2 separate regions of the Homo sapiens genome follow, and region 2 is linked to region 1. Evidence: chromatin contacts called from ENCODE Hi-C or POLR2A ChIA-PET data. All regions are on one chromosome and are shown on one strand. The core of a region is the stretch at or near the end of the contact, and the rest is flanking DNA. Distances in the headings are between cores, read along the strand shown. Region 1 overlaps KANK1 (KN motif and ankyrin repeat domains 1). Region 2 overlaps KANK1 (KN motif and ankyrin repeat domains 1).

Evidence for each region. A loop is a pair of places that touch in the nucleus more often than their neighbours do. ChIA-PET counts read pairs that join two places held with the same protein, here RNA polymerase II (POLR2A). Pooled maps may share reads with other maps.
Region 2: a loop to region 1 is called in a map of PC-3, with 3 times the contacts of the local background. The contact joins two enhancer-like sites. A Hi-C loop is called at or near these places in 21 of 168 maps with a recorded cell type or tissue (CD14-positive monocyte, Caco-2, HepG2 and 15 more), 1 of 37 single-sample maps with no recorded cell type and 17 of 50 pooled maps. POLR2A ChIA-PET finds 5 or more read pairs at or near these places in 5 of 52 experiments (H1, HepG2, MCF 10A and 1 more).

The regions. Positions count from the first base shown.
Region 1 is chr9:611,585-618,633 of GRCh38, reverse strand. The region is part of intron 1 of KANK1 (KN motif and ankyrin repeat domains 1); the gene reads right to left. Among named protein-coding and RNA genes, the nearest start is that of KANK1-AS1, 70 kb to the left of the region's middle. Within about 2 kb of position 4,598, at least 22 of the 41 ENCODE cell types and tissues checked have a DNase peak (open chromatin) inside an H3K27ac peak, as active enhancers do.
Region 2 is chr9:675,634-682,168 of GRCh38, reverse strand. KANK1 (KN motif and ankyrin repeat domains 1) reads right to left here. Exons shown (of 12, transcript NM_015158.5): 2 at 5,160-5,279. The coding sequence starts at 5,196. KANK1-AS1 (KANK1 antisense RNA 1) reads left to right here. Exons shown (of 3, transcript NR_198989.1): 2 at 1,123-1,312. Among named protein-coding and RNA genes, the nearest start is that of KANK1-AS1, 6.7 kb to the left of the region's middle. Within about 2 kb of position 4,187, at least 5 of the 41 ENCODE cell types and tissues checked have a DNase peak (open chromatin) inside an H3K27ac peak, as active enhancers do.

The DNA of each region.
Region 1 (7,049 bases), core at 3,349-5,848:
ATTCAGATGCCTAGGAGTGAATATGTTTTTTTAAATGATGCAATCTTTGCTTTAAAAAAAATTGTTCCGATAAGTATTTTGACTAAGAGAAAATATCTGTTTCTTCATTTTAAAAATGTAATCTGGGGCCAGGCATGGTAGCTCACGACTGTAATCTAAGCACTTTGGGAGGCTGAGGTGGGCAGATCACTTCAGGTCAGGAGTTTCAGACCAGCCTGGCCGATATGGTGAAACCCTGTCTCTAGTAAAAATACAAAAATTAACTGGGTGTGGTGGCGTGTGCCTGTAGTCCCAGCTACTCGGGAGGCTGAGGCAGGAGAATTGCTTGAACCAGCAGGTGGAGGTTGCAGTGAGCTGAGATCACGCCACTGCACTTTAGCCTGTGTGACAGGGCGAGACTCTGTCTCGTAAATAAATAAATAAATGTGATCTGGAATTAGAATAGCCTGTATTTTCTTCAATGAATGCCATAATTTTATATTACATGGGCTTTAACCTGTATATTTTGTTCTTGGGAATACTTTTCCTTACCTAAAGGAAGCAGAATTCCGTGGGTACTACTGAAATAACCTTCAAGATACTGCCTTGTGTGCAGGGTAAATTATATTAGGAGGCAGGTAGGCCAAACTGATTTTTTTGGTAACTGCCCACAGTAAGTGTGGCATCCAGAGAGTGGTTCCATAAATGTTACTGAGTCAGGATTCATGTCATCCTCCATTCTGCCCGCACCCTCTTTCAGTAAGAAATTCCATTCTATAAATACGTGCTTTCTTTTTCACAAAAGACAGAAGTCTTACATGGAGCCTACTCCTATGAGAAACCTGAGCAGGAAAGAGGAAAGTGGAAGAAGCAATCTGAAGTGTGCACATGCACGCGTCACAAACTGGCCTGCTGATCGGAATGTCTGCTGAGGAAGAGAGGTGCAGACTGTCAGCCTATCAGCCTAAGTTTACGGTGGGAAAATTTCAGCCTGGGAAGTAACTTTTCCTGCCCACCCATATTGGTGTGCCTCCCCCAACAGCCAGGTGAAAGAAGAGCAGCTGGCTCTTGATCACCATCAAGTAGCTGTAAAGGTGATACTGGGCTCTGCCTGCCAGGCTGCCTTCAGGGTCCCAAAGAACAAAGCTCCAGGGTCCTGAACCTCTTTGGCCAGACAGCAAAAGTAACTACTTCTTAGACTAAACAGATAAACCCGTGTGAACATGAGCTAACATTTTTGAGAAAATAAGGGAATAAAACATAGGTTTTAGACATTTGCCACAACCCCCCTCCTCCCCAATCCTTCTCCTAACCAATTCCATTTATCCTTTGAAGACAAAAGACATGTCTGGTTTTGAAAAATAAATGTTAAACAAGGAAGGCAACGAGTGAAGTTGTAGAATACAGATTGTTAAAGAAACTAAACCACTGCCAAAAGAACTGGACTCAGTAAAATAACATTAAGGACAGTTCAAATATACCATAAACTCTTTATTATATTTTATTAGACATAATGATTCCTTGCAAGAATGAAAAAAAAATCGACCTAACTGACCTAACATTCACTTACGGTAGTATATTAAAAAAAAATTATTCTCTCTTAGACTACTGAGATCTTCTAGAGAAGGGACTGCATTTTAAACATGTGGTAGATTACATTACTATTCACCAAAATTTCCTGCTCCTTCCTAAGGAAGAATCACATATCCCCACCCTCACTCAACTCGGGTGTGGCATTGTGACTTGCTTTAACCAATGAAGTGGTAGCAGAAATACCATGTCTCACTTCCAGGAAGAAGTTTTAAGGGCTAGTGTGGAACTTTGCCTTGCTTTCTTTCCTTCCTCTGCTATAAAGAACAGCAGCGACATAAGCAGAGGCTGCTCCATCACAGGTTGAGGTCAACACTGAACACAGCTGCAGCTGACAAATAATGGACGTGTAGCATATGAGTAAAAAAATCAGTGTGTGTTGTTGAAAGCCACTGAGATTTGGGGTCTTGCAGAATAATTACTATCTTGATTGATAATGAGTGGCTTAGAAAGGACACTTAGTAAAGCCAAGCCTGGATGGAAGGATAGAGGATATAAAGTATTCAGAAATTCCAGTGGTGAAATTTGGTAGGTATCAAGTGAATATAAATGAAATATTTCTTTGATTTATATGTGTAAAGACAGCAGCTTTTAGCTTAAATGACAGCTTGGAGAAGTGACAAAATAGAGGTTTCGTAAATTAAAGATCTGGCTATGCAGTTTGATGGTAATTTAAGTGGTGTTCAGGATGTCCATTCTAATAATCAGCACAAGATCTACTATCTTAAATCCAAGTTGCTTCAGACACGAGTTGATACAGTATCACCTAAATGCTGAGGACTCACTGAAGTGACTGCTGAAAAGCCTTCACTTTAGTCCTCACGGTTATGTCATGCAATAAGGTAGGACCGGATAAAATTTGGAAGTCTAGTAACCCAAGCCAGTTCCTAAGTTTACCTAAACCTGAAAATTTCATCTTGTTGATTGAAACTCTTCAGCATTAAACATTTCTTTATTGAGCTTCAGTGGATGTGGTGCTCGGCTGATGCTGGGTGGGGAGGTGACACTGGTAGGACGGATACAGAAGAGTCCCTGTTGATCCTTAATATGAGAAACCTTCCTTAGGCTTTCATGCCTCAAGAGGCTTGTCTGGGCAGGCAAATGGCATCAACACAGCTGTTGAACATATGCTATCAGCTGGCACCACCTTTGGATCCTGGCATACCAAGGACCAGAAGTAGGCCAGCATTTTTCCACCTGGATTCAGCAGTTGTTTTCCCTGTTCGTTCTTTCATTCCTCATGGGTCTTTAGCTAGGTTAGGTATCACTTGGGATCTCCTCTACCACTATCTTCTGTCTTTAAATGTCAAAGAGAATATATAACATTTGTTCTTCATGTCTTGGACTTTATGGTGATCTAATATCCAGAAGCTGGTGTTAACTGGACAAATGCAAAGACCAACCAGGGAAAATAAACTGAAAGCACACCAATTAATTAAGTCTTTACCTAAAGGATATACTATGGGACTGACTCTGTGCTAGGTACCACAAGAACAAGTGGGAATCAAATTCCAGCCCTTGAGTAGCCTTTTTAGTCTATTTGATAAGAAAAAGAGAAAAGAAACAACATTATTCCCCCTCTTCTTAACTAGCATAATTTTAAAATGTGGGTACTCAAACCATCACAGGTAAGGCTTTCTCCCACCCAGTGATACTTCTGTAGAAAGAAAAAAAGAGGGAATTCTAGCAAAAAGGAAGAGCATATGATGCCAGATGGACTAAAAGAGCAAAGAATACAATTCATCAGCAAATTATGTGTCTATTAACAGTTTCAAATAAAATGCAATAAAATATATTTATAGTATGTTGGTATCAAAAAGATGATACTATGCCAGGCGCGGTAGCTCAAGACTATAATCCCAGCACTTTGGAAGGCCAATGCAGGAGGACTTGCTTGAGGCCAGGAGTTCAGGACCAGTCTGGGCAACACAGGGAGACCCTCTACAAAAAATTAAAAATTAGCTGGGTATGGTGGCGCACACCTTTGGTACCAGCTACTCGGAAGGCTGAGTAAGAGAATTGCTTGGGCCCAGGAAACGGAGGCTGCAGTGAGCCATGATTGCATCACTGCACTCCAGCCTGAGACCCTGTCTCAAAAAAAGGGCAGGGGGGGGATGGGTACCATAAAATTATATATGTACAATTTTGTACTATATTAAGAATTGTATGTAGGAGTAATCACAATCAGAATACATATATAAATATGAATGAGCAGAAGTTTAAGGTGATGGGCTGTAGTGATTTTTTAAAAATATAAAGTACATTTATATACATTTCTTTAAAAGATCATGTTCACTAAATCCACAAGGCCCACAACCTACACCAAAATCTCTAGCCCAGCAGTTTTCAACACTAGAGAGTACTGGCCCCACCCCAGGAGGCACACGGAAATGCATGGGAGTGTTACTGGGCAGTCATGTCTGAGGGGCACTTCCGGCATTTAGTGGGCAAGGGCCAGGAATGCAGAATACCCTGCCGCACACGAGACAGTCCCACACAATGAGGAACTGTCCTACTCATAACACCAGCAGCACAACTGTTAAGAGATTGCCACTAGGATAGGACCAAGATCAGTGTCAGCCAAGATATGCTGTAAAAATCCTAAAATTTAACAAAATACCATTAACTTTATGCCAGTATGATTTAAAAATAAATCTTTTTCATTTAAAAAAACTGCAGAAGTATATAATCACTCCTCAAAGATGGAAATGGGTAAAAGATCCTATTACCTGAATAGAGAAAACAATCTCATTTCCTGAGAGAGATCATATTGCTTTCATGCTAGAAACAATTTAAACAAACACTGAGGGTCGAAAAATTATCCCCATCTGCTAAACACACTTTTGTACCTTATCAATACACCATTATCTCACAGCTGGTTTGTGAACTCTTGTCAGTAACTCCTGCCCCGGACTGAAAGTTCAGAAACAAAGAAGCAAGGACAAGTGGCTGGAAACCCTGCAGCCACTGGCATGACCAAGAACTGAGCACTCTGCTGGCCGACTTGCTCCTTGTGAAAAATGGCCCTCCAGTGCCACCCAGAGATGCTTGGAGCGCTATGCACAGCGCCTTCTTCCCGGCCTCAAATAAGAGGGGAGGAGAAAAAGGAGAACTACTCTTTCCTGTAGGGCGCAGAAATGAGATCCTTTATGCTCAGTTAAATGGTCTTCCTACTTTTACCCATGTTTAGTACTTAGGACAGTCACACTCATATTTAACTTCCCAAAAGGCTGGTGACACTGCCATCTAGTGAATACAGTCTTTTTTACAACAGAAAGTCACAAAACTTAAGGGGCTCATGAACCTGTATTTTTAAAGTAAAGTTCAAGAAGTATCCTGTTTTTAATCTCATTTGAAATACTACTTAATTTACATTGAGAAGAGGAAAAAAGTTAGTAATAGAGAGTTTGCTCTCTGTGGATTCCTTTTAGGAATTAGCAAAATTTCAAAAATGAATACAACAGGAGAATGTAAACAAATTCGATTTTCCATACAGCAGGGGAGTCCAACGTTTTGGCTTCCCTGGGCCACACTAGAAGAATTGTCTTGGGCCACAAATAAAATACACTAACACTAATGATAGCTTATGAGCTTTAAAAAAATCTCATGTTTTAAGAAGTTTACAAATTTGTGTTGGGCTGCATTCAAAGCTGTCCTGGGCCACATGCAGCCTGTGGGCCATGGGTTGGACAAGCTTGTCATAAAGGACTGAAGCTCTGCTCTATCTCCAGCAACGATTGTTACAGCTGTACTTGCTATCTAGTGTGCTGTTCACAGCATGGTCCACTTGTCCCTATATGGTGACTACTTGTGCTTTTCTTGAGTTGCTAGCTTACTGAATCTTAAAGATGCTGTGAACTATGTATCTGGTCACAATTACTTCTTTGCCTTGGCTGCTAGGAAGCATGGAGCCAAATTACTGGCCTATTCTGGTCTACTTACAAGATCTTTTACAGTACATGCTACCTCTATCTTTACTCCATATTTCCTCCTCTTGATATCTTCCTTCTGTCCCAATATCTTCACCCACTCATTTAAAAATTTTATTTTGTATGCCCCTTTAATTTGGTACATATAAATAAAACACATTAGTGTTATTTGCTGTGTGTATGATGCTCCTGTTGGGATCCTCTGCATGTAACCATAGGCATATGTATGGCAAATATCACAGGCAAAGGTGATTTGTGTCTTATATGACTCTTAGGGTCTCTTACTACTTCTTGACTCCCCATTAGGAGAGCTGCTGCTGGTCTAAACTGGGGTTCGAAAGAGTGTCACAGTCAAAGGTATTGCTCACATATAACTGCTACCTTTTCCACATTCCATTCCAGTATGGCCGCCTGAGATGTCCGGCTTAAATTTCTAAGCAGCTTCTTCAGCTGAAGGGACTGCTTTTTTAATTTCTCATCCCACAAATCCTGTCTCATTGTTTCTGTACTTTGTCCCATTCCTAGATAGTTGACCTATGTATTCCAAATGATAACTTTTTTTAATATGAAACGTTTTTAACATAAAGGCTTACTAAAAGGCAGAACATAAACTGTTTTAGCAAAAGGCATAAAGATGATGACACTGAAACCCTAAAGGCTGTCTTCAAAAAAACACCGATAATGTGGGATACCTTATCACCATTTCAGCAGACATCATGTCTAAGAAACCGGGCCTACATACTGTTGAACTACATTCATTCCTGTTGAGATAATGACACCCAGTCAGAGTGCATCACTGGGACATCTTAGACTTTGTACTGAATTTCTCTTTCTTATCTCCAATAACTGGCTATTAAAAAAACACAGATTGCAAAAATCACATTCTCAGTCTTACCCAAGAGCCACAACACCTGGCTTTGTGTATTTTCTCTACAGCTGCCAAAAGCACAAAACAACAGATAGTTTCCTATTAACAAAGTGCAATTTAAGAGGCATAGGTGGCTTTGTGTGGGAGGTACTATGGGTAATATGTGTGTTCATTATGCAAATGAAAGCCAATCCTATTTTTAAATGTACTTTTATATGTACAGGCAAGGGCACATAAGAGTTAGATGGTCGGCCGGGCGCGGTGGCTCACGCCTGTAATCCCAGCACCCTGGGAGGCCGAGACTGGCGGATCACAAGGTCAGGAGATCGAGACCATCCTGGCTAACACGGTGAAACCCCATCTCTACTAAACATACAAAAAATTAGCCGGGTGTGGTGGCATGCGCCTGTAATCCCAGCTACTCAGGAGGCTGAGGCAGGAAAATCGGTTGAACCCGGGAGGCGGAGGTTGCAGTGAGCTGAGACTGCACCGCTGCACTCCAGCCTGGGCAACAGAGAAAGACTTTGTCTCCAAAAAAAAGAGTTAGATGGTCAAGGTGATGAAGATTACAAAAATATTACTGGGAAGATAAACTATCAAAAATGCCTGCAAAATAGAATGACACTGTCATTTGACAGTCAGATAATTAGTGTCAAAGGTTCTGAATTTTAGACACACTCCTA
Region 2 (6,535 bases), core at 2,938-5,437, 64 kb before region 1:
AGCTGGAATTACAGGCGCCCACCACCACACCCAGCTAGTTTTTATATTTTTAGTAGAGACGGGTTTTCACCATGTTGGCCAGGCTGGTCTCGAGCTCCTGACCTCAGGTGATCCACCTGCATCGGCCTCCCAAAGTGCTGGAATTACAGGCGTAAGCCACCGTGCCCAGCCTAAATAACATTTTAATGCAATTCAATAAGCATCTTTAATAAATAAATATGTATCTGTCTGAAAAAATATATATCCAGGCTGCAAAAAAAGAAAGAGCATGAGGGAAAAGCTATAATCAATTGGGGAAGGCAACTAGTAGCAAAAATAAAGATGATAAGAGCAGGCATAAAAAGTCACCTCCCAGTGCTCATCCATTTATGTCATTTAACTGGGTTTAATGAGGATGTTAATACAACTCTGGCCCCAATATCATGGCGTCCAGCAGGGCCTGACATGAGGGTACCTGGGATGTTTCCTGATCAGCGGCTCATGACAAGGACAAGAGAACAAGGGGAATGGTGCTATCCCCTGACATATGACCAGCACTTTGTGTTTTAAAAAGTGTTTTTACAGCTATTCTTTTTTTCCCTGCACAACCACCTTGTGAAGAAGGTAGGATAGCTATTATTATCTTTCTTTCACAAATAAGCCACTTGTTATTTGGCTTCTAAAGCATATCTAAGCTCTAATTAAAGTTTCACAACATTAGTGTTTAGAGAGGTATCAATCAGTGCATTCAGTTTACAACATGATTCAGAAACTTGGGGAAAAAGCAGACTGCCTCATCCCTACACCCCAAAGAAACACAGCTATTTTCCTAACCAACAATCACCATTTACTTCCTAGCTGGCTATGAGAGAACAGTCAAGAGCAATTTATGATGCTCTTACCTCCTTAACAAAAGACGCTGCAGTACTGTTAGCAGTACCATAATAAAATGTTTTTTGTTTTTTGCTTTAGAGATAGGGTCTGGCTCTGTCACCCAGGCTGGAGTGCAGTGGTACCATCATAACTCACTGCAGCCTCAGACTACTGGGCTCAAGCAATCCTCCCACCTCAGCCTCCTGAGTAGCTGGGACTACAGGTGCATACCACTATGCCTGGCTAATTTAAAAAAATTTTTTTTTGTAGAGATGGAGTCTGGCTATGTTCCCCACACCGGTCTTGAACTCCTGGCCTCAAGCAATCCTCCCTCCTCGGCCTTCCAAAGTGTTGGGATTACACGTCTGCGCCACCCCATCTGGCCTAAAATGTTTTGAATTAATGAAAACAGTACTGTACCAATCAAGAGAAGTAGGATGGAGGATCTGGTGAAAAAGAGGTAACACTACGAGGGAAGATTGATTTTGATGGGCTGGCGGTGAGGAAGGGCAGGGGTGCAATCTGCAAGGGGTACACAGGTAGGGCCGCGCACGAAAGTGGAGCACCATTAAACCGAATTTTAGATAAACGATGAACACGTGCTTAGTATTTTTTCTTCTGGCAACCGTGTACACAGGAGACTTTAACTGTCCCTAGAATGTACAATCCTTGAGGGCAGAAATTTTTGCCTCTTTGGTTCACTGCTGTATCCCCAGTACCTAAAACAGCACGTAGTAGGTGCTCATGTATATCTGGCCTATATTAATAAGGTTTATTTCTTAAGCTAAGTAGTGTGTACAAAGGTGCTTGTTATATAACTTTCACACATTTTGTATGTCTGAAGTGTGGCATAATACATTTTACAAATTACAGCATTAATGAATAGCTCGTTTTAAAAGCAGTTTCTTTTACCCAGCCTCCGTGAGGGACTCCAAGGGGAAGTCAGAGTATAAAAGGTTGTGAATCACCCCTTATCCCATTTAAATGTTACATGGGGATGTCAACTTGAGATGATCAGTCGTCGGATGTATTTTGTGCCAAGGGCATGGTTTGCCCTTTCCCAGAGGCTCCTCTTTTGCTTGTTTTATTACTAACACTATGGAAAGTGCTTCTTTTGCCACTGCCCTGACTCCATCGTCACATGAAATTTCCCCTCATGCTCTATGAAGCCCAAGCAGCAATTTTTGGAAATTGAAGAAACATATAATTTACTCCACATCTGAAACTCCTACTAAACCCAAATAGCTTATCCTTTTCTCATAGGAGACCAGTAATTGGCCCTCACTAGCTGCCATGAAGCCCTCTTTATCTCATCTTCATCTAGGTTCTCTAAATGTTATTTACATGCACAGAAGTGTATTTATAACCCGCATCTCTTACATTGAGTATTTTTTTAAACATTGGAGAGGTGTTTCCTTTGTAATACAAAGTGGGAAAAGGTAAAGGAATGATTTTTATTAACATATTCTCAACCATGTGAAATATATAACATTTGACAACTATATAAAAAATAGGAAGACATTTATTTCTAGGTGGTATTATCACCAGTAATTCTTGCTTTTGTTTTGGTTTTCAGACAATACAACACACATCTATACTTTTAAATTTTCAGCTGGGTGCGGTGGCTCATGCCTGTAATCCCAAAGTGCCGAGGTAGGCAGATCACCTGAAGTCATGAGTTCAACCCCAGCCTGGTTAACATGGTGAAACCTCATCTCTACTAAAAATACAAAAATTGGCCAGGCGTGATGGCATGGGCCTGTAATCCCAGCTGCGTGGGAGGCTGAGGCACAAGAATCACTTGAACCCAGGAGGCAGAGGTTGCAGTGAGCCGATATCGTGCCACTGCACTCCAGCCTGGGTGACAGAGCAAGACTCCATCTCAAAAAAAAATTTTTTTTTTCTATGAGTGTCATATATATGGTGTACACACATTTGTGTTTGTATATACATATATGTATGTATATATTACTATGTGTGTATATACATATACAGACACATACACACATATATGTATGTTTGCATATATATTACTGTTTATGGTTGAGTCTCTAATTAGATTTGCTTATAGATGTACATGGGTCATGGTGACTAGAATAAGTAAAAAATCTTCCCCTGCACAGTCCAGATAACTGTCTGCAGTAACAATTCATACTCTGACACCCTGAAAGTCACAAATCGGAGAGCTTTCTTTTGCCTTCAACCTCAATGCCCAGACCTGTTAGGCAGGATACCAGGTGGGAAGGAAAAGTTACAGCTTGCTTATTAGATCTCAGGAACAAAGAAAAAAGGTAAGTACAGAACAAACCAAGTTGGAAAGGAATTAGTGGGGTAGGTATCTAAACCCATGAAGAAAGGATTTTGCCCAAGGCACCAGAAGAAGGTTGAGGTCTTGAGGCACCAACAATCTTAAACACCCCTTCCCCTGAGCATGTGAATGGAAGCAAATGGAGGGCAAGGGAGGAAACCACATCATCAGAGGGAATTAAAACCCACCCACTACACTTGAAATTTCATAATGTTTCAATCTCCTCTCTCACCAAATATTTTACTGGAGAAAGTCATCATAATTCTGATTTATTTTATTTTTTGATATGGAGTCTCACTCTGTCACTCAGGCTGGAGGGCAGTAGTGCAATCTGGGCCCACTGCAACCTCTGCCTCCCAGGTTCCAGCCATTCCTGTCTTAGCCTCCTAAGTAGCTGGGATTACAGGCATGCGCCACCATGCCTGGCTAATTTTTGTATTTTTGTAGAGATGGGGTTTCGTCATGTTGGCCAGGCTGGTCTTGAACTACCGACCTTGGGTGATCCATCCCCCTCGGCCTCCCAAAATGCTGGGATTACAGGTGTGAGCCACTGCCCATAATTCTGATTTTTCTTACTTCATTTACAGTAAGTCCCTGAACTTCTCTGTGACATTACATAGGGATGATGATGACAGTAAAATAATAGCTTAATCTCATTAGATTATTGTGAGGATTAAGTATGAAAATGCAGGCAAAGCATTTTAGGCACCATGGTGCATTTAAGTGTTCAATGAATGTTAGATATTATCATTCATGTCTTTATTATTGATAGCAGTCCCACAGCAGAATCTATAAAAGTCTCAAGAAGCTGGGCAGTAAAAAAGGTCAAAAATGGAATGGACAGGGAAAGATCAGTCATCCCAGAACAAATAACTGAGTTTATCTGGGTTTGGGTTATAGTGTTCTACCCAGAGGAGATAATTGCAGCTGAGACCGCTAGAATAAAAAGTCACATTCATGGGCTGGGAATGCCCACTTTAGAGGTCACTTCCTGCTGTTGTCTTCAAAAGTGCTTTACGGCTTACATAGCTCCTCTAAGTATGTTTCTGGTGCGCTCACTGGTCCTAAACCGGCAGGTGGATATACTTACCGATGGTTTACATGTGGAGAAATAGCCCTGCCCAATATTTCACGGTTAGTGCTGGAACTAGGACTCAAATTCAGGTTTCCTGGCTCCAATTCTACACTTGCTCCAGTATATAATGTTGTCATTTGAAGGTGTTCAGAGCCAGCAGACGTAGGAGTCTGGACTCAGACGCTCAGAAAAAATTTCTGCATAGACAATTACTATTCTTACTCATTCAGCTATTTGGCACATAACTCAAAAAAGAAATGAACACTTGGCACGCCATTTTGGGCAGGTTGTCCCTATGGTGATGTGTCTCTTAGGAGGATCTTCTCTGCATTTCGTGTACAGATTTCTCCCGAATCTCACAGAAGCAATATTGGAACAGAAAGTGAAACTATGTAAGTCTCTAATATAACCAAAATAAGAATTCAAATACAGGTCTTTATGATTCATAATATGGCTTGTTGCATATTCCTAAGAGAATCATTTTACAGAATATATACTTCTCTTCCCTCCTTTCTCTTTGTTTAGCAACATCAAACAAAAGCTGCTTGGGAGTGGCTACTAGGAATTGGTTTTAAGCATCCAAACTAATTTCCTCTCTCCTCATTCAATCCCTCAGAAAGAAGTGCAAGAGGAGTATACATTACATTTGCATCAGCATTCAGTATTTACATTTGTCTTTCAACACTTCAACAGAATTGACTTAGGTAATAATTTACTCAATTGATTTCAGTGCAAGACTCTAAGATAAAAGCAAATTTTCTGAGAGTAAAACAAAACAAACCCAAACTTCAATGGACAGAAAATTGCTTTGAAATCCTAGTTATCTAGGCAACTTGCTATTATCCGTTCATTATTAAAGAGAATAAAAAATTAGTTTGAGAAAAGACATACATTTAACACACAAACTCCAGAGCACAGGGTTACCTGAGGCACTGCCGTTAACCTTTGTGGTGTGAGCCATGCTGGCTTGAGTCCAATGAGAGATCCAGAAAGGAGTGAGGAGTCATGCAAATTTTATGCATCAAGTTCTCAAAGGCATTCAACCTGAAACAATAAAGAGAGCCCCATCAAAATGGATCATTTAAAAAATGTACAAACTAAATCTTAGACTTCTGTTTACAAAGATGACTGCTAACAGAGAAAGGAAATCGGAATGGGGGGAGAAAGACTATAGATCCAGGAGGTGACTGCATTGGACCTGGCAGTATGGAGATAACACCCACGGATGTACCAGTGGCTACATACTGAAAGGGGGTCTCTACACATAATAATCTATGGGAAACAAAATTGGTTCTCTAGAAATGAGACTATTTTAGGAAAGTGGTCACCAAATACAAATGACTTCCTAATGTGTAGCACTCTACGAAATATTTTTGGTTTTTAAGCATATCTTCCTTTCCAAATTCTGGTTCAAAAAGTTCATTTATTCAACTGCAATTTCAAAGCAATTATTGCACCAAATGTTTACATTTTTAAAAAGATTAACTTCATGGAAATTCTTTTGAGATATCCGAAGTCTTTCTACCAACGCCTCTTTCTTACATGCAACCACCTTTCTAAAGCACAAATCTGATCCAGTCAGTCCTCCTCCTCTTAAACAAAAATTCATTATCTCCCACTGTGCCGTTGGATAAACTTCAAATTATTAGAGGCATTCGGACCAGAGCAACTCCATCTTGAGTAGGGGCTAGATAAAATAAGGCTGAGACCTTTATTTTAAGTCTAAATTCCCAGGAGGTTAGGCATTCTTAGTCACAGGATGAGACAGGTCAGCACAAGATACAGGTCACAAAGACCTTGCTGATAAAACAGGTTGTGGTAAAGAAGCCGTCCAAAACCCACCAAAACCAAGATGGAGATGAAAGTGATCTCTGGTCATTCTCACTGCTCATTATATGCTAATTATAATGCATTAGCATGCTAAAAAACATTCCCACCAGCAGCAGGACAGTTTACAAATGCCATGGCAATGTCAGGAAGTTATCCTATATGGTCTAAAAAGGGGAGGACCCCTCACTTCCAGGAACTACCCACCCCTTTCCTGCAAAACACAAGAATAATCCACCTCTTGTTTAGCATCAAGAAGTAACTGTGTGTATAATCAGTTGAGCAGCCTACGCTCCTGCTCTGCCTATGGAGTAGCCATTCTTTATTCCTTTATTTTCTTAATAAACTTGCTTTTACTTTACTCTATGGATTCACCTCTAATTCCTTCTTGTGAGAGATCCAAGATCTTGGGGTCTGGATTAAGACCCCTTTCCAGTAACAAAATGATAGAGCATGGCACATAGTTCTGAAAC